Linked DNA regions of Homo sapiens: all the other regions are linked to region 1. Evidence: chromatin contacts called from ENCODE Hi-C or POLR2A ChIA-PET data. All regions are on one chromosome and are shown on one strand. The core of a region is the stretch at or near the end of the contact, and the rest is flanking DNA. Distances in the headings are between cores, read along the strand shown.

Region 1 (4,269 bases), core at 1,178-3,677:
CGTGGGTCCTCCTTCCCTGGGGTGGAGCCTTCTCTGTCCCTGGGCTCCTGGCACAGACTCCCTCCAGGACCCAGATGGGGTGGGCGGGGTCCTCACACTGTGCCCTCTCCCCACCCTGCCCGCCCCAGCTCAGGGCCGGAATCCAGGGATCCCAGGCTGGGTCCCACCCACGGTCATATCTCCCTGTGGCTCCTGGTCTCTACTGCACCCCCAGCCTCGGCACTGGGTTGACCCTGGAAGGCCTCCTGGGTGCAGGAAGGGGTGGGACCCTTGTCTTTACTCGCATGTGGCGGCATCCCCCTGGCAGCGGGAAGGGCCCTCCCCTGGACACATCTGTGCAGGTTCCAATAACCAGTCACACGGGAGCGTTTGGGCGCAGCATTAAAAAAATGCTCCGAGTTAATTTCCTGGGCCCAGCTCCTTTCCACTCTGGATTTCAGCCTCTTAGGAGAATAAGCCAGCGAAGTGGGGTTGGGCCGCAGACACAGGAGTGGGAGAAAAGTGGAGGGGAGGGTCCATGTAGTCAGACCAATACTCCCACTGAAACCAGATCATATGGTGGACTCAGTGTTTTAATGCTGTGGTTTTGGCCAGGCATGGTGTCTCCCATCTGTAATCCTGGCACTTTGGGAGGCTGAGGCAGGTGGGTCGCTTGAGCCCAGGAGCTCGAGATCAGCCTGGGCAACATAGCCAGACCCTGTCTCTAAAAAAAAAAAAGTTTTTAATTAGCCGGGTGTGGTAGTGCACACCTGTAGCCTCAGCTACTGGAGAGGCTGAGGCAGGAAGATGGCTTGAGCTCAGCAGGTCAAGGCTACAGTGAGCCATGGTCACACCACTGTACTCCAGCCTGGGCAACAAAGAGAGATTTTGTCTCAAAAAAAAAAAAAGTGTCTTTTTAAAAAACTGGAATGCTGGCAAGATAATCACCAGACCCAATGGAAGGGAAGCAGGACTCTGTGGGGTCAGCCAAGCAGGAGGACCCAGGAGAGTTTAGGGGGTGAATGAGAACATTGATTCCCATGGGCTCTGGGGGAGGGAAAACAACACAACCCTTGGGTCCTGGAGTGGGGTGTCTACGGGAAATCCCCTCCACGCTGTACTGGGCGCACAAAGGGAGTTCGCCCAGAAGCACGTGCACAGCCTCTGGGGCGGGCGCCTGCATTGCACCCCTCAAAATATTGCTACCATGATGTGCAAGGACAAGGTGGGGCACAAAGGTAGCCAAGCACCAAAGACAGAAGCCAGGACAAAGAGGGGCTCCAGACCACAGAAACATGCCCACCGGGCGGCAGAGCAGGGGACAGACTCTGTGCCCCCGTACTTCTATTCCATGTCCTGGGTCTCACCTCACACCTTTCTTGCAGTTCATGTGTCTCTCACTGTGTCCACAATGATATTCTACACATCCAGAAGGGTTTGTAGTAATTATAGGGTTTTTTGTTTCTATAACTCATATTTATTTATTTTTATTGGTACACAATAATTGTACATATTTATGGGGTACGTGGGATATTGTAATACATGCATACAATCTGTAATGATCAGATCAGGGTATTAGGATATTCATCGTCTCAAATGTTTGTCACTTTTTTTTTTGAGATGGAGTCTTGCTCTGTCACCCAGGCTGGAGTGCGGTGGCACGATCTCAGCTACTGCAACCTCTGCCTCCCAGATTCAAGTGATTCCCCTGCCTCAGTTTCCCAAGTAGCTGGAACTACAGGTGCGCGCCACCATGCCCAGCTAATTTTTGTGTTTTTAGTGGAGACAGGGGTCTCGCCGCATTGGCCAGACTGGTCTCAAACACTTGACCTCAAGTGATCCACCCGCCTTGGCCTCCCAAAGTGCTGGGATTATAGGTGTGAGCCATGTGGAGGAAAAGTTAAATATTAAATTTGAACTCCATTGAACTTGAACACAAGGAATGGTTATGTGCCAGTAAATAGCCTCTGGGCATCTGCCTGGGAGCTAATAACCTATACTGATTGTTCTGGTAAGGTACATTTTCTACCTTAAGGCAAACAAACAACAGAATCTACAGAATAGGCTAACCTTCCTGTATTCCCTGAGTCCAGTCATGAAGGGCCCTCGTGCCTGGGGCTCAGGCCAAAAAAGGAATACTACAAAAGGGTGAGGGTCCCAGACCCCGCCGAAGCTCCGCAAGAACTCTCCTCGTCTGTGCGCGGACGGGCGGCCGACTCTGGAGCCCAGGCTGCTGCTTCCCTGTCTGGTGATGCTTCCTCCATAGTCCAGTGGGTGTAAATATATACAGATATATCTTTTCTTGTCCCTTTCCCACTGTGATTTGCTTATTATATTTGTGTTGCCATATACTTGGGATGAAGGCTGTTTGCCCTTAAAAGTATCGTGTGTGCCTTTTCTTCACCCCCCGGGCATTTCCCACACAGAAACTTTTGGTATCAGGAACAGGATTCGAAAACGAAAGTATGCCACTTTCCAGTCGCAGGGACTGGGCTGGAGGCTCGGGGACTTCCCACATCCCGGGATGGGAACTTCCCCAGTTCTCCCCCTCGGCGACTGAATAGTCCAGGGGAACTGGCTTTTGTGAAAATTGGGAATCTAAGTTAGTGCATTTTGAACTGTTGGCTGTGTGTGAGGTGCTGCAGGAAATTCTAGTTTGATAAGGGGATGCCGAGGGAATTTCCTGGCATGGATGCTGCTTGCTTACTGCTTATAAGTTAATGTGTCAAGATAGGGACCGGTTGCTACAAAAGAAATGTAAGCTGGAAAAGGAAAATGCTAATTTGACTTCCAGACTGGCCCTGGCCCAATGCCAGGCCTATGTCTTGACTGATCAAGCTCAAAGCTAGTAATGCTTCCTCCATAGTCTGGTGGGTGTAAATATATATAGACATAGCTCTTCTTCTCCCTTTCCCACTGCGATTTGCTTATTATGTCTGTATTGCCATATACTTGGAATAAAGGTGTTTACCCTTAATAGTATTGTGTATTGTGCCCTTTCTTCTCCCCTCTCGCGTCTCCCACACAGAACAATGTCCAGCAGTATTTTTTAGTAACTACAGTTTTTTTTCTAGAATTCATATTTATTTTGTTGGTACACAATAATTGTACATATTTATGGGGGACATGGGATATTGTAATACATGCATACAATTTATAATGATCAAATCAGGGTATTAGAATATTCATCACCTCAAATATTTGCCATTTCTATGTGTTGGGAACATTTCATATCTTCTCTTCTAGCTTTTTTTTTTTTTTTCCTTGAGATGAAGTCTTGCTCTGTCTCAGACTGGAGTGCAGTGGCGCGATCTCGGCTAACTGCAAACTCCGCCTCCCGGGTTCAAGTAATTCTTTTGCCTCAGCCTCCCAAGTAGCTGGGACTACAAGCATACACCACCACACCTGGCTAAGTTTTGTATTTTTAGTAGAGATAGGGTTCCACCGTGTTGGCCAGCCTGGTCTCAAACTCCTGACCTCAAGTGATCCACCCGCCTCGGCCTCCCAAAGTGCTGGGATTACAGGTGTGAGCCATGGTGCCTGGCCATCTTCTAGCTATTTTGAAGTATACAAGAAATTATTTTTAATTATACTCACCCTACTATGCTATCAAACACTAGAACTTATTCCTTCTAATTGTATGTTTGTACTCAGTAATCAATCTCTCTTCATCCCCACGCTGCACCTTTCCCAGCCTCTGGTAACTTATCTTTCTACTTTCTATCTCTATGAGATCCACTTTTAAAACTCCCACATATGAATGAAAACATGCAATATTTGTCTTTTTGTGCCTGGCTTATTTCAATTCACATAATAACCTCCAGTTCCATCCATGTTGCTGCAAATGACAGCGTTTTATTTTTTATGGGCAAATAGTATTCAAATTGTATACACATACACATATATATTCATCTGTTGCTGGACATATAGGTTGATTCCGTATCTTGGCCACTGTGAATAGTGCTGCACTAAACATGTGAGTGCAGGTATCCCTTTGATATACTGATCTCCTTTCTTTTGGATAAATATCCAGGAGTGGGATTGCTGGATCACATGGTAGTTCTATATTTAGTATTTTGAGAATTCTCCATACTGTTTTTCATAATGGCATGCTAATGTTCATTCCCACCAATGTTGTATAAGAGTTCTCTTTTCTCCGCCACCTCACCAGCATTTATTTGTTGTCTTTTTGAAATAGCCATTCTAACTGGGAGGAGATGATATCTCACTGTGGTTTTAACTTGTAATTCCCTGATGATTAGCGATGTTGAGCATGTTTTCATATACTTG
Region 2 (4,269 bases), core at 753-3,252, 190 kb before region 1:
TTTGGGGACGTTCAGGGTGATATCAAGTCTGGACAGCTGCCATGGCCAGTCCACCACCTCCCTTGTCTGAGCCAGGGGCAGATCATACACTCATCAGCAGATTATTACTCATCTGTTAATGGGTAACACCTCGGCCCCACCATGCAAGGCTGAGAGGCCAGCGTGAGATTCTGCACTGAGCGGGGGTAGGGGTACTCCACACCCCAGGTCTCCATCAGTCACCACCATCGTGGGTCTGGCTCCTATCCCTCCCCAGCATTCAGAGGATAATCTCCCTACATGGCCTTGGACACCCAGCTCACTGGGTCGGGTAGCCTGAGGCCGGGATGCCAGGCCTTTGCACAGAGACTGTCTCAGAGGCCACCCCTCCCACCAGCGCTTTGGACCTTTCTCCACCTTTACACCCCACCCAGCCAACCCAGGCTGCACACCCCTCGGGCGCAGTGTTGGCACTGAGTCTGGTGACCGCTCGCTGGGAGGAAATGTTGGCCTGCATGACTGAGTGACCTGACTGCTGGGAGGCCGGGGCTGGGGGAGACGGGATGCCGGGGAAATGGGTGCCCAGGCCAGGACAGAGTGCGCACAAGCAGCCTAGCCTCAGGCATCCGTTCTCCCTGACTGCTCTGGGGCACAGAGGCAGGGCAGGGCCCAGGATGTCAGGCCCCACCCTGCAGCCATGATGCGGGACTGAGGCTAGCCGGGCCTTGAATCCTACCCCAAACCCCCGCAGGTGGGGCCAGGGCCATGAAGGGCTGGACCCCTATCTCCCTGGCGGCCACAGTCACATCTTTGCCCCTAGGGCTCAGGGGATTCCCTTGGAGGCTTTTAGAGCTCAGCAAGAATCAGTTCAACCTGTGGCTGCTGGGGTGTGGGCGGGTTCTGCATGATTTGCGGGCCCAGCACCCATCATGCCTGTCCGCAGGGCTCAGCGCCCCTGGTGCAGGAGGAGAGGGAGGGCAACAGGGCTCCCCTGTGGGCCGCTGGCCTTGGGGGTTCCTCCCTTGGCTCTGGGCTTCTCCAGCTGTGGTTCCAGGGCAAGCCTCTTTCCCTCCCAGTCTCAGTATGTGTTCCTGTACCGCCCCAGTGCTGTCCTGGGACTGGAGGTCTCCAGGCCCCAGCTGGGGTGTGGCCAGTGTCAATGTAGCTGCAGTGACGGGGTGTCTCCCCACCCCGGCACCTTCCTGCCTCCGGGGCCCCGCAGCCCAGTGCACAGTGTCATGGTGCACTCCAGGACGGAGCTCTCCCCTCACAAGCTCTGTGACCCCAGGCAGGCTCTTCAGCCTCTCGGTCCCTGGTTTCCTCCCTGTAAATGGGATACTACGCCATCTTTATAGGGCTTCCATGATTCAGTGAAGCCATCTGGTTTCAGGCCAATTGCCTGGAGAGTGCCTGCTCACAGGACATGCGGTGTGAGCTGAGCTAGGATTATGGCGTAGCTCTCCAGCACACTTGTGCACTATACACACACATACCATTTCCGTCTTACCCACCACCGTACTAAGGAGGACTTTTTAAGAAGGGGCACACACTTTAGAGTTAATGTTTGTTACACAAAGGTGGCCCACGACAATTAGTGCTCATTTAGCACGTGCCTGGCAGCAGGACCTTGCCCACCTCTGTGAACAGGAGCTGCCCCTTAGTGAGGTGAGACTGTGCTGGCCACACGGCAGGACCTGGCCATCCCCAGAGCTTCCCAGCTGGAGGCTGCCAGCTGCTGCCCTCAGCAGTGAGGAGTCCTCAGAGGCTCTGGAAGTTACAACCCTGACCCTCCGCCTGAGACCTGAGCCCTGCCAGGCCTGTCTGTGTGCACAGCACCAGGGTTAAAGTGGGGCCAAGTAGGGCAGGCGACAAGCAAGGTCCCCTGCGGTGGGCGGGCTGAGGGTGGGGCAGGCTGAACTCTGCCAGCCCAGGGCGGGCCGGATGACCTCAGCTCCGGGTGACACCGGTGGGCGTCGGGTGTGGCCTCAGACAGCTCCCTTCCTCCCCGGCTGGTTGCCAGGTCAACACCGGGTGGGACTAGCCTCTGGTGTCGGCAGTAGCCCCATGCTCCCGGCCTTTGGGTTCTTGCATGCGCCGTCCCCATCACCTGGCTGCCCCTCTCACTTCCGTCTCCACCTGTCCCGGGTCACCTGTCCTTCAAGCCAGAAATTAAGGACAGCACCCCCTCCCAGACCGCCTGGCTGCAGTCCCGGGATGGGCGCTCCTAGTCGCCTAGATCGGGCCCCCGCTGAGCCCGATCCCCCTCCCCGCTCCGCGCCGGAGCCGAGCTCCCTGCGCCGGACCAGCAAGCGCCCGGGCCTCGACTTCCCCTTCCGTGCAATGGGAAGCAAGCCTCGCTTTCCTATGAGCAGGGTGTCGGCTCCGCGCGGGCCCCGGCCCTGGATCCTGCTTGGCTTTGCCTGGAGCCTCATTCTCTCCGGCTGTGCCGGGGGAGGCTGGAGGCGGCGGCGAGGGGGACAGGAGTGTCGCCCGGCTCCTCCGCCCGCGGCCGCCGAGGGACGTGGTCGGGCGTTCCTCTCTCGAGCCGGGAGGGGGCGCTGGAGCACCGGGAACCCGGGGCCGTTAGCACCGCCCCTCCTGCCGACGCCCCGCCTCCGGCCGCGTTTCCCCGGGCCTGGTCCCGCTCCGCTCCGCGGCGCCTCCTCTCCGCAACTCCCACTAGGAGGGCAGACCCTCAGCCGGAGCCGAGGCCGCGCCCCGCAGCCGCGCCCCGGGGCTGCCCCTGTGGGTGGAGCCTCTTAGGACGACATCCAAACACCCCGGGCGGGCGCGGGACTCACGCCGGGAATCCCAGCACTTTGGGAGGCCGAGGCGGGCGGATCACCTGAGGTCAGCAGATCGAGACCAGCCTGAGCAAGATGGTGAAACCCCGTCTCTGCTAAAAATACAAAATTAGCCTGGCGTGGTGGTGGGTGCCTGTAATCCCAGCTACTCAGGAGGCTGAGGCAGGAGAATCGCTTGAACCTGGGAGGCGGAGGTTGCAGTGAGCTGAGATCACGCCACTCTGCACTCCAACCTGGGCGACTGAGCGAGACTTCGTCCCAAAACAAACAAACAAAAAAACCCACCAAAAAATAAAAAACTGAAACCGTATTTTTTTTTTCGACAGGGTCTTGCTCTGTAACCCAAGCTGGAGTGCAGTGATGCGATCACGGCTCAATGCAACCTCAACCTCTCCGGGCTCAAGTGATCCTCCCACCTCAGCCTCCCAAGTAGCTGGGACTACAGGCGCCGCCACTCCTGGCTCCTTTTTTTTTTTCTTTTTTGAGACGGAGTCTGCCTCTATCGCCCAGGCTGGAGTGCAGTGGCTCGATCTCGGCTCACTGCAACCTCCACCTCCCAGGTCCAAGCAATTCTTCTGCCTCAGCCTCCCGAGTAGCTGGGACTACAGGCGTGTACCACCGTGCCCGGCGAATTTTTGTATTTTCAGTAGAGAGGGGTTTCACCGTGTTGCTCAGGCTGGTCTCTCTCTCGTGACCTCCAGATGATCCGCCCGCATGGTCCTCCCAAAATGCTGGGATTACAGGCGAGAGCCACCGTGCTTGGCTAATTTTTTTTTTTTTTAGATGGAGTCTCTATCTGTCGCCTGGGCTGGAGTGCAGTGGCGTGATCTTGGCTCACATCAAGCTCTGCCTCCTCGGTTCACGCCATTCTCCTGCCTCAGCCTCCTGAGTAGCTGGGACTATAGGCGCCCACCACCACGCCCGGCTAATTTTTGTATTTTTAGTAGAGACGGGGTTTCACTGTGTTAGCCAGGATGGTCTCAATCTCCTGACCTCGTGATCCGCCCGTCTCGGCCTCCCAAAGTGCTGGGATTACAGGCGTGAGCCACCGCGCCCGGCCAATTTTTGTATTTTTAGTAGAGACGGGGTTTCACCATCTTGGCCAGGCTGGTCTTCAACTCCTCACCTCGTGATCCACCCGCCTCCGCATCCCAAAGTGCTGGGATTACAGGTGTGAGCCACCGTGCCCAGCCTACTTTTTAAAAAAAATAATAATTTTTTAGAGATGGGGGGGATCTCACTATGTTGCCCAGGCTGGTCTCGAGCTCCTGGGCTCAAGCGATCTGCCCGCCTTGGCCTTCCAAATTACAGTCGTGAGACACTGCTCCTGGCCATAAAAAACCCCTCTGAAACTGGGTGATTTGTAACACATCCAGAGGGAAACGTCTGGAAACTGCTGTCAACCAATACTTAGGGGCTGGGGATTTAGTGTGGGAGAAGACAGCTGGAAGTCCTTGCACCAGGGCTTCCTAGCAGGGTGAGATAG
Region 3 (4,269 bases), core at 600-3,099, 150 kb before region 1:
CCGGGCGGGTCAGGCTGGGCGGGCCAGGCTGGAGGGGGCGGGCCCTGGGGGGATGTGCGGCGCCCAGGCTATCGGCGGCCAGAGCTGGCTCTGGTTCACCCTGTGGCCCCCGGCGCGGGCTTGTGACCCGACAGGGCGGCCCTCATCCCGGACGGCGCGGGACGGGGTCTGGGAGGGTCTCACCACGGCCCATCCCTTCTCCCCCCAGGCCAAGATCGCAAGCTGCTTCGACAGCATCTTGCAGCTGGAGCAGAGTCACTGGGCGGCCGCCGAGGTCCCCGAGGTGCTGCAGGGCCTCTACCAGGCGCCGCTGTCCATGGACGTCCATATGGTGCGGCCCGGGAGCAGGGGCTGAGAAGGGGCGTCTGTTCAAGCCTCACGCACACGGTGGCGATTTCCAGAACGAATTCCTATCCAGTCCCAACCAACCCTTCCGTTAGATGGGAGCCTGAGGCCCCACGCGGGGGGAAATCGGGGACCCCCGGCGCGCCGACGGGCAGGGAGGCTGCTGGATGGGAGTTTGCGGGAGTTGACTCTCCAGTTGGGCGGCTGAAAGCTGGAGGGGCCAAGACTGACAGGCACAGCGGGGCGGGCTGGAGGCGCAGCGGGGGCTACCAGGGGACCCGCGGCCTCAGGTCGGGGGCTGGGAGGCACGCTCAGTGCGGGGCTTCGCTCGCAGCTCGTGGCCGAGCACGTGAAGGCGGCCGGCGCCATCTCCGCGGAGCTGGAGGCCACCACCCTGCGAATCTGCACGCGGGCGCTCGGCCTCTTCGTGCCCAGGTGCGGACGCATCCTCAGTAGGGGAGCGACCTGGCCGGGTGCGCTCTGCAGGTGGGAGGGAGGAGTCTGCGTAGGGACCTGATTGGGAGGGTGGACCCAGGGTCATCGCGCAGCTAGGGAGGGTCCCCAAAGGCTCTGTGTATCCCGCCCCAGGTTTGAAAAGGCTTTTCTGGCGTCGGAGGCGGTGAGCGAGCCGCACCTGGGCGCCTACATCAACGCCTGCGAGGAGCTCAGGTAGGGCTCGCCCGCTCCTGTGCGGGCGCAGCGTGGCCAGCAGGGGGCGCGCGAGCGCCGGGAACCTGGATGGAGGGGAGTGCGCGCGCGTGGAGGGGGCAGAGGTGAGGAGTGTGTGTGTGTGTTTGTGTCTGTGTGTTGGTGGATCTGAGGGGTGTGTGTGCGTGTGTGTGTAGCAGAGTTGGGGGGTGTGTGTGCGTGTGTGATGGAGCTGAGGGTGTGTGCCTGTGTGTGCATGCGTGGAGAGCTGAGGCTGTGTGTGTGCGTGTTTGGCAGAGCTGAGGGCTGTGTGTGTGTGTGTGTGTGTGTGTTGGAGCTAAGAGGTGTTTATGCATGTGCGTGTAGGGGTGGAGCTGAGTGGTGTGTGTGTGTCAGAGCCTAGATGCGTGTGTCTTGTGTGTGTGTGTCCATCCGAGCAGGGGCCCTGGGGGAGTGTGGATGGCTCTTCAAGGCTGAGCAGAGGCCGAGGGGTTCCAGCTCCCTGCCTGCTGCCCTGGGCTCCATTTTTCCCTCCCTTCATCCCAGGCAGCATTTCTTCCATCTTGGGACACCTCCTTCTCTGGGAAGCCTCCCTCAGCCTGCACCCTGGGCTTTGCTGGGGTGAGGTCTGGGTCTCTGTGTCCCCAGAAGGCAGACGCCCTCCCTGTGGGCTGGCAGTAGCTGTTGGCCTTCCGTGCCCTCAGCTCCAGGCCAGGCCTCAGCAGATGCGGCAGCGCCAGAGGCACAGACTGAGCCTCCCCATCTGGGTTTATCCTTTTTTAAAAGTGTGTAAATTTTAGTGTCCCGAAGTACTTCTCATTTGTCTGACTTCAAAGAACAGCTGTGCCACCTGCTGGCTGTGTGCTCCGGGACAAGCCACCTCCCCTCTGTGGCTCTTTTGCCACCTGTCAAATAGGATCAGAGCACCTGCTCCCTGGGGTGGTGTGGGACCTCTGTGCCTCAGGGGACTCAGTTCCCATTGGCTCTTTGTGAGCACTTCTCAGTGCCAGGCACTTTGTGGGTGCCTTCCCTGCCTGACACGTCTCATCCCAAGCGCAGTATACCCACGCACAGGTGCAGAGCACAGGCCTGGAAAGGAGGTGCCACTTGCCCGTGGCCACGTAGCCAGGAAGTGGTGGAGCTGGGACTTGAACTAGGCCTGCCTAAATCCAAAGCATGACCATCAGGCACTGCTTCTCCAACACTCTCGTCCTTAATCTGTGCCAGGCTTGTCCTTGGTGCTGGGACCCTGGGGTTTCAGCTCCAGGGAGCGTTCTCTGCCCCTTGGTAGGCAGCCTCTGGCCAAACCCTTGATGGAACTCCAGCCTGCTCTACTGTGTCCCTGGCTGCGGGGACTGCGTATAGCCTGGCCCTCAGTTTCCTCAACAGTGAAATAGGGACATGGTCACCTTCAGGGGGCAGTTATAAGGCTCAGGGTAGGGTATGTTCCAGGCATGGCTATGCCGCACTGTTTATCACCAAGAGGGATGGAAGGTCTGTCCCAGAGCTGCCAGAGGGGAACGGGTCAGCCACCCCTGACCCACCCCTTTGTGACTGGCTCCCTGGGCTTCTGTGCTGTCCCCCACTTGACTCTGCTCGCAGACAGCTACAATGGGGAGCCCCACGGGCTGCCCTTCACATTGTAGTCTAAGTGAGTGGAGCTGTGTGCCCGGCTCTATTCCCCAGCCTGGTCTCCCTTGCCCACCTCATCGCTGGTCCTGGCCCCTCCCCAGGACCAGTCTTCTCTCCAGGTTCCCAGGAACCCAAGAGGAGCTGGAGAAGCCCCTGGTGACGGCCACCTGCAGCTTCCAGAAGCACTTGCTTCAGGGCTTGCAGCGTGAGTTGCAGGTGACTGTGATAGGCCCTCTCTCCCTACTTCCCATGCCCAGCAGGCACCCCCTATTTCCTAGAGCCTGGGGGCCCAGGTCACAGCATTCATTTATTCCAGGGTGAGCTCATGGGTGTGTGTGTAGGGTAGTGGGCAGGGGACCCAGGTGAGGTCCCAGCTGAGCAGGGGCGGCTGGGAGACGCCTGCCTTCTCACTTCAGTCTCCAGCTCTTAGTGGTCACCCCCGAAGCCTGGGATGGTGGGTCCACGGATCCAGGCCCAGGGTCCTCACCCAGTCCCTCAAGGCTTCTCCAGGGCATGCCCTGAGCAGATCTGACTGCACAGACTCAAACCCTGCCCCTAGAGCTTGGGGCCTGGGAGAGGCATTCTGGGAAAGGGCTCGTGACATAACCTGTGGCTAGGAGAGGGAATGGCACCCCAAACCCAGGAGGGAAGGGGTCAGGAGTGGCACACTGGGCTTCGAGGGAGGGGTTACGTTGCGGGCGTAGTGCACATTTGCAGACTCCCAGCCCCTCTGTCCCCAGCCGCTCTTCAGGGTTGTGTGCACCAGGGACTGGCTGACGCAGGACTGGCTGCATCCCCTCATGGACAAGGTGGTGACCTTCGCCGGTCATCTCCAGCGTGTGGCCCGGCCGCGGGCACAGGTACCACAAGGGGGAGGGCCCTGGCAGGGCTGTGCCCAGGATTGGGGCTGTTGACCCTGACCCTGACCCTGACCCTGGGCCGCCCAGGAGACTCTGCAGGAGGTGCACCGGTTCGTGGTCCGCGAGTACCTGGCGCGGGCGCTGAGGCCACGGGAGCGGTTCCGGGGCATGGAGCGCATGCATGGCTCCCAGAAGATGAGCCTGGATGCCCAGGCCATCAGCGACACCTTCCAGGGCCTGGTAGGGGCGGCATGACTGCCCTTCGGTGCTCGCCTCTGTGTGGGGAGTGGTGGCAGTGACTAGGGCCTTAGCGCCGGGAGGGCTTTTGGCAGGAGTGGTTCTCCCCACTCTGGATCAGGTGGAACAGGGACTGGGGCGCCTGTGGGGCTGGGGGGTGGAGGGAACCAGGTGGGAGGGCGGCACTTTGCATACATTTGCATACAGTTTGCAGGGGTGCGGGGAAGGGGCGAGGGTCACAGCCCCATCTCACGGTCAGGGCCTTTGGGAGGTGTCCCCCACCTCAGGCCAGAGCCCTCAGAGTGGAGGCACCAGCGCCCCTGCACACCCCTCGTCTGCCCCCTAGCAGTGCTTTCAGGCTGGCCTCGGTTTTCCTGTCCAAGCAGGATGGGATCGGAGGGGAGATGAAGGCTGTGTAGCCAGCCCATGAGCCCTCGGTGCCCAGGCACGCTCCCGTTCTGTTTTGGGGGAGGCAGTCCCGGCACCGAGCCAGAGTGACTACAGGAGGGCTGACGCTGCGGGAGGGCTGACCTCGCACTGACCTCGC

What was found. Hi-C counts contacts between places; a loop is a spot of excess contacts on that map. ChIA-PET counts read pairs that join two places held with the same protein, here RNA polymerase II (POLR2A). Pooled maps may share reads with other maps.
Region 2: a loop to region 1 is called in a pooled map, with 2.2 times the contacts of the local background. The contact joins two enhancer-like sites. A Hi-C loop is called at or near these places in 2 of 50 pooled maps. POLR2A ChIA-PET finds 5 or more read pairs at or near these places in 2 of 52 experiments (WTC11 and naive thymus-derived CD4-positive, alpha-beta T cell).
Region 3: a pooled map shows a loop between it and region 1 (2.1-fold over the local background). The contact joins two enhancer-like sites. A Hi-C loop is called at or near these places in 3 of 50 pooled maps. POLR2A ChIA-PET finds 5 or more read pairs at or near these places in 9 of 52 experiments (BJ, MCF 10A, PC-9 and 4 more).

What each region holds. Positions count from the first base shown.
Region 1 is chr14:103,258,229-103,262,497 of GRCh38, forward strand. No RefSeq gene overlaps it. Among named protein-coding and RNA genes, the nearest start is that of LINC00605, 71 kb to the left of the region's middle. Within about 2 kb of position 2,428, at least 26 of the 41 ENCODE cell types and tissues checked have a DNase peak (open chromatin) inside an H3K27ac peak, as active enhancers do.
Region 2 is chr14:103,073,194-103,077,462 of GRCh38, forward strand. No RefSeq gene overlaps it. Among named protein-coding and RNA genes, the nearest start is that of LBHD2, 8.9 kb to the right of the region's middle. RefSeq lists an enhancer at 1,621-2,212 and a silencer at 2,406-2,855. Within about 2 kb of position 2,003, at least 25 of the 41 ENCODE cell types and tissues checked have a DNase peak (open chromatin) inside an H3K27ac peak, as active enhancers do.
Region 3 is chr14:103,104,059-103,108,327 of GRCh38, forward strand. EXOC3L4 (exocyst complex component 3 like 4) reads left to right here. Exons shown (of 12, transcript NM_001077594.2): 5 at 209-331; 6 at 680-780; 7 at 934-1,014; 8 at 2,727-2,841; 9 at 3,366-3,485; 10 at 3,573-3,725. Among named protein-coding and RNA genes, the nearest start is that of EXOC3L4, 11 kb to the left of the region's middle. RefSeq lists an enhancer at 500-1,250 and a silencer at 1,125-1,284. Within about 2 kb of position 1,850, at least 2 of the 41 ENCODE cell types and tissues checked have a DNase peak (open chromatin) inside an H3K27ac peak, as active enhancers do.